Linked DNA regions of Homo sapiens: region 2 is linked to region 1. Evidence: read pairs that join two places in POLR2A ChIA-PET (ENCODE). Cell type or tissue: PC-9. All regions are shown on one strand. Each heading gives the region's core, and the rest is flanking DNA. Links, peaks and the distances in the headings are about the cores only.

Region 1 (5,395 bases), core at 184-5,183:
CTCCTTCATGTGCTATGGATCCAGAAGATTCAGATAAATACTCTGAAGGAGGAGGATGTATTTGAAACAACTGCACCTCACCTCCAGAATTTGCTTATAGAACCATGATAATTTCAGGAATTTTTTTCTGGTAAATTATGCCTGTGTTGGTGCCACTTGTTGATGTCAGGGTGACAATTTACACAGATACAGTTTACCAAAAACTATACTGTCTGGTGAAGACATTCTGAGAAATCTACTCTGTATCAGACCAATTTGTAAATGGGGATTTCAGGTAGTCATTTATTCAACCTGTACTTCTCAAGCACATTTAGGCATTATTTGGCCTAAAGAGAAGAACTGAAGAAAAAAATGGCTGTGAGACCTGGGCCATGTCTTATTGACGACTTTTTTCACTGGAGACTAGAACTATGTTATAACTCATAGATTAAAACACCGAGCCTGGGCATCTAACATTTCTAGTTTGTTCTATGATTTCTAGGCTGAATTTTCTAAAGAGAGAAATCATTTCTTGACCAGATTTAAACCTTCCCAATAGCCATCTCATAGTAAATGTCCCCAAAATGCCCAATGACCAGGCTCTAGCTACTCTAAAAGCCTCCATTTAAACAGATGTAATAAGACAAAAAAAATGCAAAGAGATAATCCAAGTACCATTAACTATCTTATATATTAATAACTCTAAATAAGCAGCTCATATACGGTACTATGTTAAGATTAAAAGCCTTCATACATTTGTTCTTATATTAAAATGAACACCTGCTGTTAAGTCTGTACTCACTCTGCACATAAGAAACAAATAGTTAAGGAAGCAGTAATTAAAGGAACTCTCAAATACTAGCTTCTTTGGAGAAAAAATAATTTTATGTAGCCAGATTTTACTGATTTGTGCACTCTTAGCTCAATATATGAGAATTATCCTTAAAAGAGTACCAACTCTCAATTCTGTAAGTTATATGCACATTTTCAAATATGGCTCTGATTACATCCTCCTTTTTTTAAGAAAATAAACTATTTATTTGTGAACTGTTTGCTAATGATAGTTAAATTAACTGAGTTTTGGCAGTTCTCTAATCTACTGCAAGATCTTACTAATCCAGTCATTCTCTTCAGTTTTCCTTGGAAGCATGAAAACTTGTTTAAACATCATAAAAATGTTACTATCAGCCCAAACCAGAGGAATGTTGCAAAAGAAAAATTGTAGAGCAATGCCTCTAGCATGTGAAGGCAGCTCTAACATCCATAAAGTCAAGAGGGATCTTCCTTTCTCTCATTCATGGAAAAAACAGTTTATATGATTTAAGAATTCAGGTAACTACACAATTTGAATTTACAAAAATTGTCTTTAATTCTATGAATTTGTAAAAACCTGTTTTTTCTTCCTAAATTAAATAAATATTTTAAAATCTGGGATACTCTAAAATATCACTTTTGTTTTTCATAAATAAAAAAATTTAAATATAAATAATGTTAAACATGAAACCACTGGGAATGCATCACCCATTCCCCAACAGTATTTATAACTAGTCAGAGAACAATGGAGGTGTTTTTCATCAAAACTTTCCTCAGAATATCTACATGCGGTTCTTATAGCTATTATAAAATAATGAACACTGATATCAGCTCATTTAGAAAGTGGATTATAACATAATGTTTTTAAGTGGATTATAACATAATGTTAACAGGAAAATGTTTAAATTCTAAAATTTTCCCTAAATTATTGGAATAGGCTTCAAGAAAATAATCATGTTTCATAGTCACATATTAATATTTGTACATAGCATATTTTAATCATGTTTATACACCCCAATATTTTATTTATAAAATAGTGTGAACAAAATAAAAGGTCTGCCATCTTACAAAAAAAAGTCATTTAATATTGGATAAATAGTTCTAAGGGCAGAAAATGCTGAAGCAAAGGCAGTAACCAACATGCCTTGAAAAATTACTTCTACTTTTTACATGTTAGCTATTTAGTGATAGAAATGTGAAAGTTTGGAAAAGCACTTACAGTAATCAACAATTATGTATTAAGAACTCTATCCACCAAAATAATTCAAGTACGATGTAGCAAAAACTTATGGATACATTTTTTGTAAATAGTGTTTACTGATGAACTGAGGTGGCATGCAGAACCCCGCAGTTGGATTGTTATTTGAAACAAGTTGGGCAACTTTTCATTGCTTGTTCCTACCATAAAAAAAGCTACTGACATGCCAATGGATGACTAAGACTGGAGAGAAGTCAAGAGGGGAGCATTCTTTTGAAGACCAGTGGCTACGTTTATATTATTTAGTTGCGCGCATGCACACACACACACGCACGCACACACAGACACGCACACACACACAAATAGGAATAGCAAGTCATACTAATTTCTATTGCAGAAAATCTGAATAAAAATGTTCAGAGGGACATCCTTCCAACACTTATTTTCCTGTTACATCAATAGTTTAAAATGTGCTGCTGACTTCTCATGCTGTTGAAGGTAGCAAAATTCACATTAATATTCTTATTTGAATTGATTTTCCCATAAAATATAGGGAGACCATACTAATATGAAAAAATCAGTCAGGTGACTATCCCATATAGTTTAACAGTACTCATATATATTTAAGAGGACATGAACAGGGAATACTCTCTCATAAAAAAAAAAAATCCCAGTCATTCTCAAAAGCGTAACAAATAATTCTCCTAGACTATCTTATTAGCAATATCATGAATTATACAACAGAAATGCTTGTTCAAATGTTTTTTCTGATAAGAAACACTGCATTTTAAAAAGCACCCTCTATTTTAATATTTAATACCTCAGCCTATCTAGATCTCCAAAAGTAACAAGCTATTTCAGAAAGAAGTGCACTTCTAGTAATGTTAAAAGCATTTCTGGCGTTTTATATTATCTGCTTTTTAATGACTGTATTTTCCTAGCATTAAAAATGAATTAATCTCTTTCTCCCTAAGTACTCTCTTGAACATATAGTGAAAGAAATAGTTCAACAGGTTATTTTCCCTTGCTAAAGCCACATAGATCGTTGCCTCTCTTTGCATATCTGGTTTAAAAGCAAAACATCTTACTGTGCATCCAACTCAAAGCTCATCACCTGTATACAGTTTCAGATATAGAAAGTTTTATTATTTTCTATAGAAAATAGAAAAAGTACTGATTTTAGGCTAGAGTATTGAAACACAAATGAAACGTAAATTAAGGTACTATCATACAGTTTCATTCAGCAAGAAAGTTGGTTATTTTAACTCTACAGTGTAAAAATAAAATCATTTTAAGTAATTAACATTAATAATTTGGAATAGTCTATAAGAAATGCAAGCAATTGCCTCCCATCAATTCTCCAAAATTATATTACAGTTATTAAATAGAGGTGTTCTTGCTTTTGCATTCTGACATGTTTCAATCATCATAGTGGTTGCTGTGTGTGTTTGTGTGTGTGTGTGTGTGTGTATTTATTTATTTATCTAAGGATTCAGGTCTCACCCTGTCACCCAGACTGGAGTGTCGTGGCATGATCATAGCTCAGTGCAGCCTTGAAATCCTAGAATCAATCGTCTGGCCACAGCCTCCTGAGTAGCTGCAATTATAGGCACATGCCACCACACCTGCCTAATTATTTTATTTTTTTAGAGGCTGGGTCTTGCAATGTTGAAGTTCTGACCTCCAGCAATCCTTCTGCCTCAGCCACCTGAGTTGTTGGAATTATAAGCATAGCCACCATCCCTGGCACTAAGTATTAATTTAAATCACACTGATGGAACAATAGCATTATAATTACTTTAAAAAATGGAATAAAAAAGTTTCGACCCCAGGTAAGATGGGAGTGATCACCTTCCAACATGACTCTCACTGAAGACAGCCACAAAACCCGGACAGACTGCAAGGACCAGCTATTTGAAGGCTTTGAAAAGTACACAGTATATGGAAGAGTAGAGAAGAAGATCAGAATTCAAAATACCATTAATCCAATAATGAGTTTGGAATTTTTTCCCTCCAGTATATCCTGGGCTGAACTCAACACACTGGGGTTCCAGAAGGTAGGACCAACTATGTTTTTTCTCTGCCCTCCCAAAACTTGGCCCTGGGTGCTGGCACAGTTACAGAAGGTCATGGTAAACAGTGGTAACTAAAGTCTCAGCACTCTGCTTGGGGGAAAAAGAAGGCTCAGACAACTGGAAAATTCCAGAGAATAATGGCAGAGAAAATGTTGAGAAAGTAACCACAAACATTTTTATAAACACCTGGGCTCATCTACAGCTCCCTAAATGTAGACTTGATCCTATTCAGCACACTAAAAACCTTGAGAAGTGAATCCATATATAGTCTACCACCCAGGACTCAAGTTGGACCCTGGAAGGTACACACAAGAAACAGATCCAAGTAACACTGTGAAGACTTGAAAACTTATCTGACATCAGGACTACAACCTACAGAAGGCAAGTTGAAAGTTGTGGCCTAAACTCAGCCAGCTTAACTGACCACTAAAAATATAAATATCAACAGTTTCCACAGCATTTAAACAAGACAGAGTCTCATGTAATAATGATGTCAGCTACAGGCAATCCGGAGCAGCTGCTGCCATGGTGCTGGCTGCAGTGGGGAGATGTGAGTGATGGCAGCAGGGGGAACTGAAGAAGCAGCAGTGGCAGCAGTGGGTCTCTTTGCCCCACATACCCAAGGCAGCCGACTACACAGCCAACCACACCACCCCCACCTTCACATAGCCAGGTGGGACCTACCCAGAGGCCCAGACTATAAAATCCATGGCTTGGGATTCGGCCCTGTGTCGCCACTCTTGCCTGATGCTGCTGTGGGGAGGACACAGGGAGGAGGTGGAGCTGGGCCTGGGATGGTGCCACATTCCATGGAGACACCATGATGGGGCCAGGCCAAGCCATCTGCCAGTAGGGGAGCAGCATGGTCAGGCACAGAGGAGTGGGCAAAGAGGGGCCCTGTGAGGACCTGAAGTCCCCAAATCAGGCTGTGAGGAGGCACAACTGGTGCTGCCTGTATGCTCTACCAAGTGCATATGCATGCGCTCCACTGCCTTCCCATGTGCAGGTCCCAGGCATCTCTGGATTCTGCACCCTCAGGGGTCTGGGAAGGCCCTCCTGACCCCACAGGCTTGGTGGTGACTGCTCTCACTTCCTGGCCTTTCCCCATTCCCAGTGCCTGCTCCGATCTTGTAGTGGGGTTGGGGCCAAGCATGGGTGCTATCACAGCCCAGCCAGGTGTGTGCACGCTCCAGCAGTGCTGACACATCATCCCCCTGCACCCTGGCCTGCTCCATACTTTGGGCACCAAAGAGTGGGTGGGGGAAACAAGTAGGGGCTTAGGGCAGTTCAACACTGACCTATAGGTGCCCCTTGGTGAGAGCAGCCTGGG
Region 2 (5,395 bases), core at 166-5,165, 57 kb after region 1:
ATAACAAAGAGATTCAAAAATTCTATTAAAATATAATGTTGAAAATTGCAACTATAATGTAATTGCACCAAGGTCAGGAGAAAAAATACTCTATCAGTTAGGCTGAGGGAATCAATCATCCACTGTGCATATGAAGCAAATGTCACATACTCCACTTAGCATCCACTTTAATAACAGTTCTGGAACAGGTCTTCAAGCTAATAAAAAACAACTTTCCTTTTCAATAATTTTCACTTTCTGGTCAGAACAACTACATGCTCAAACAATAGGCAAGACAGCCATTTTAGTCATTTTTTTTTTCACATTTTCCACCTGCTTCCATTAAAAGGATGTTAAGTGGTGCAAACTAGACACATGGGGTAATTTCACGTGAATCTGCACATTAGGGACTTTCAAATAGTTCAATAAATGTTGCATTATACACCACTTAAAGCAATATGGTTTTAAACAGTGTGAGGGATATTCCCAATGTATATAGCTCGACGTTGTTCTTAAAGAACAAGATATTTTATCTGCCTCTAAGCAATAGTCATTTTAGAATTTAGTAAAGTAGTGAGCAGAAAATCAATTCCTGACAATTATCATTAAGAATGTTTTTTTTAAAACAAAATAACAATAATGCTAAAAGCCAGTACTACCATTTAAATAAGATAACAGGAATTTGACAAAAATGAAGTTCATGAGCCAACTGCTTTATACATGACGGCCTGAGGAGTGTGGGGCTCCTAACCAGGTGGATACATCCTGTGCTAGTCCCAAGGAAACATTAATAGTTGACACAGCACCATAAACTCCTCTTCAATCTTTATCTCTTTCTCTCTCTCCATGCCCATTTGCCCAACAGTCTCACAGAAAGTCACTTCACCCAGCTAATGAGGCTGCAGCTGATTCCCTCTAGTTGCCAGATACTTCCCCCGCCCACGCCGCCGTCACTCAATCCTCCAGACACAATGTTGTTGTTTTATGCCTGGCGTGCTCTCATCTTAGGCCCTTTGCACTCGTGCTTCCCTTGGGTTGAAGTTCTTTCTGGAGATTTTCTCATGCTTGGCTTCCTGTAGTCATTCAGGATCCACCATGACCCTGACACTCAATGTAATTAGATACTCCCATTCCATTGAATTACCTGTATTGTCTTCATGGGACTTAACACTACTGAACCTCCTACTAGTCAAAACTCCATGAGAGTAAGATCCTTACCTTAATAACCATGGTATCCCCAGGACTTACAGCAGTTCCTTGGCATATGGTGGGACTCCAGTGAATTTTTGTTGACTGGACAAATGAATACATAACTGAACCAGTATATTTTGCTCAAATGACTGCAAAGGTCTCTCCTGTTTTCTGTTTCTTTCTACACAGAAAAACAAGGATAATCCTTCTAAAATGAACATTAGATGTCACTTTCCTTCTTCAAACATTCCATGGGTTCTCCTTGTAATTAAAAATCCAAATTCCATATCATAGTCTTCAAGGTCCAGCAAAATCTGCCTTCTGCAGAATTCTCCAACCTCACCTCATTCCCACTCTTTTTAACCTCTCTCACCCATCCCCATAGCAAGCTCACTCCCTCTGAGGGCTTTTGCATTTTCCATTCCTTCTGCTTTGAAAGCCATTCTCCAACTCAGCATGGACACCTCCTTCCCACGGTAGTCCCATCAGGACTCAGTTCAAATAGCACCTCCTCAAAAGACCTTTCCTGACTACCTTCATTAAACTGGGATCAGAGAGCAAACTAGGACTATGATTTTCATTTGAATACATATATTTATAAAGAAACAGAAAAAGTAACTTTGATTAGGGTGGATAAGAACAGCTTCTATCAATTTATCAGGACGGTGAAAACTCAGTTTAAGTTTGACAACATTGTTGGTGCTATATGCATATTAATCTTTCCAGAATGTTACTTTTTAGCTCTGTAATTATAAATCTTTTCTGTAAAATAGTAATTTTGGGCAAAAACAATGTTGTTCTATCGTGTGTGTGTGTTGGGGTTGGATATTATTAGATATTATGCAATGAGCCTGTTACCTTTATTCTCCTATTCAGCTGTAATTAAACAATTAATCTTTCCTTCTTACAACCTCCTACTTCTACAATTCTCTTTCCCTCCCAATATAATAGACACAGTAGGGCAGACCAATTTCATAGCTTCAATTCTGCTTGTATTTATATTTAAAGTTCAAACGTTTAATGTAGAAACAGTGTCATCTCCAAACATGGTTCCTACAATTCTTAACAAGTTCATAAACACAATAAAAGGAACATTGTCATCAAAGGAGGATGGCTGTCATGAAGGAATGGCACACAGGCAGACCCTCAGCAAAGAGCCTCACAGAACTGTTGCTAATAGGAGGCTTCACTGTGTTACAGGCTTGGATTCAATCCGCATGGAGATGCTGTATTATCGGTTGAAAGGCAAATATAAAAATACACATTTCCGTTGTGTTTCATTTTATTTCATAGAAATCTCACTTCAAATAATATTCCAAGCACTTAGCTCCATAATAGCAAAGTGGATAAGGAAATACATTTCTAAATGGTTTCCAAACTACAAAGGTTGAAATGCAAGCAACCTTTCTATGTTACTCTGCATTAACATAGTATTTTAATTGCTACAAACATTACCGATATAAGGAGATGCTAACATTTTTCAAATACCTTTACATAGAGAACTGAGCCATAAAAAGCTCAAAGACACACACTCAAAGTTATTTACAAGTGAATCCATCCTTTTAAATTTGGTGATCTAGCTTTCAACTAATCACAAAGAGAATATATGTATATTATTCTTATAGTCCCATTTTTACCCAGATGTTGACCTGAATATAAGTACCAGTATTAAATGTTTCCTCACAGACCTTTCTACATGCATTTTATGATCAGATTTCCTAAAATATGTATAGCTTTTAATACCATAATGTAGAAATTTAGGTATGAAAAGCTATACATATTTTAGGAAATCTGATAATGTTATTAATAAAATAATACTATGGCATAGTGCTATTAATAAAATGATACTATGGTATAGTGCTATTAATAAAATGATACTACAGTATAGTGCTATTAATAAAATAATACTATGGTATAGTGCTATTAATAAAATAATACTATGGTATCGTGCCATTAATAAAATAATACTATGGTATAGTGCCATTAATAAAGTGATGCTACGGTATAGTGCCATTAATAAAGTGATGCTATGGTATAGTGCCATTAATAAAGTGATGCTATGGTATAGTGCCATTAATAAAGTGATGCTACGGTATAGTGCCATTAATAAAATGACACTACGGTATAGTGCTATTAACAAAATGACACTACGGTATAGCACTATTAATAAAATACTACGGTATAGCGCTATTAATAAAATGATACTACGGTATAGCGCTATTAATAAAATGATACTACGGTATAGTGCTATTAATAAAATGATACTATGGTATAGTGCTATTAATAAAATAATACTACAGTACAGTGCTATTAATAAAATAATACTATGGTATAGTGCTATTAATAAAATAACACTACAGCATACTGCTATTAATAAAGTAATACTACAGTATAGTGCTATTAATAAAGTAATACTATGGTATAGTGCTATTAATAAAATAATACTACGGTATAGTGTTATTAATAAAATAATACTATGGTATAGCATTATTAATAAAAATAGGGTATAGTTAATGATAATTAATTGTATATTTTAAAATAACTAAAAGTATATAATTGGATTGTTTGTAACACAAAGGATAAATGCTTGAGGGGTTATTTATTCCATTTATCATGATGTGATTATTATGCATTATATGCCTATATCGAAGTATCTCATGTACTCTACAAATATATACACTTAATACTATGCACACACAAAAATTAAAAGTTAAAAAAAATTTTAAATACTAAAATTAAAAATTAAAATAATAGAAGTTGGACATCCTCTGAGATTGAGACATATTTTGAATTGTTTGTATTTCCAAGTACAATTGACAAATGTTGAATCATGTTTGACAAGTAAAGTATCGATTCTTATAAAGTATGAAAGCTAATCAGGACTCTGTAATTCAGCAGGTAGAAGTGAATCGTTGACAAATGAAATGAATGGTCCCCAGAGAAATTGTTCCCTTCTGAGAGATTTCTGAAGGAAAGGTTTATTTTTTATTTTTTATTTTTTTGTCCAAAACCAAGTATATCCTCATAATATAGAAGATTTTTATCCATATATAGATTTTTCATTTACATCCCAGTTCTAATCTGTTCTTGCAGGCACTATTTCTTAACTGGATATATATTTAAAAACATGTGTACAACAGTTTTGTAAATTCAAAATAACTCACACACAGCTTGGCCACGCTTTCTCTCTTTGATTTTGTTTAAATTTTCAATTACTCTTCAAAACATTTCAAAAAATACTGAGATCCTGCCCAATCCTCTCCCCCACCTCATTTTGGTTATTTCATGAAAGAAGTAATTCAGCACAGGAGGAACCAGACTGGAACAGTAACTCACAGAAAAAGAACAGATTACACTACAAGGCCATTGATCCTCTGCATGATGGTTTCTGGGTGTGGGAGCTCAAAAGAGAATGGAAACTGGTGATGAAAAACTGGTTCAGTATCATGATGTGCTCCAGAGACTGGCTATAACATTTAGTTAGTGAAAGAAAGGCACCAGCAATAAATAAGAGTATCTTCCACAGATATTCATTAAAATCCCTTCTTTATGAGTAACTTAACATTACTCCAAGGCTATGTCACTAAAAAAATAAAATAAAATAACAAAAAAACTGTGAAATCCACTGAAAGTGAAACATGTCCTTGGGAAAGCCATACATATAAGTGAAATATACATTTTCTCATGCCACTGTTTTTCACTTTCCATTGTAAAATTGAAACTGGCATTTACACAGTACATCCTAAAACATATGTTTCTAAAATAAGACAGACACAATAAAAACAGAGCAATGGAATTTGGAAGCTTCACATTATTGCTTCTCACCAGGATTCAAATCCCAGTGGCTTTATTTTTCTGACAAAGGTGAAAGCACATATTTCCAGGTCAAGTGATTCAATGATCAAGGAATACAGGAAAGAAGCACTAGACTTGAAGTCAGAAGACTTGGATGCTAGGCCAGACTCTGCTGTTTATTAGCTGTCAAGCCTCTGGACATCACTTAACTCCTCGGAGCCTCAGTGTTTTTTTCTATAATAACAGGGGGGTTGCCCTGTGTCCTTCACCAAGTTATTGTCAGAATCAAATGAGAATTCAGTGGACACAGAGAGTAGAAGGATGGTTACCAGAGGCTGGGAAGGGTAGTGGAGGGTTGATGTGGGAGGTGGAGAAGGTTAATGGGTTCCAAAAAAATAGTTTCGAAGAATGTATAAGACCTACAATTTGC

The links. Peaks named below come from ENCODE experiments on the same cell type or tissue, not always from the same donor. Only the 100,000 strongest peaks of a DNase experiment are listed, where the experiment ranks them.
Region 2: POLR2A ChIA-PET joins it to region 1 with 7 read pairs; 2 of 35 experiments call an interaction of 5 or more read pairs at or near these places.

Annotation. Positions count from the first base shown.
Region 1 is chr13:93,473,225-93,478,619 of GRCh38, reverse strand. The region is part of intron 1 of GPC6 (glypican 6); the gene reads right to left. Among named protein-coding and RNA genes, the nearest start is that of GPC6, 250 kb to the right of the region's middle. RefSeq lists an enhancer at 4,354-4,940. In PC-9, for the core only: no CTCF peak of the experiment used is centred there; a DNase peak (open chromatin) is centred at 2,229.
Region 2 is chr13:93,416,621-93,422,015 of GRCh38, reverse strand. All of the region lies in intron 1 of GPC6 (glypican 6), which reads right to left. Among named protein-coding and RNA genes, the nearest start is that of GPC6, 190 kb to the right of the region's middle. In PC-9, for the core only: no CTCF peak of the experiment used is centred there; no DNase peak of the experiment used is centred there.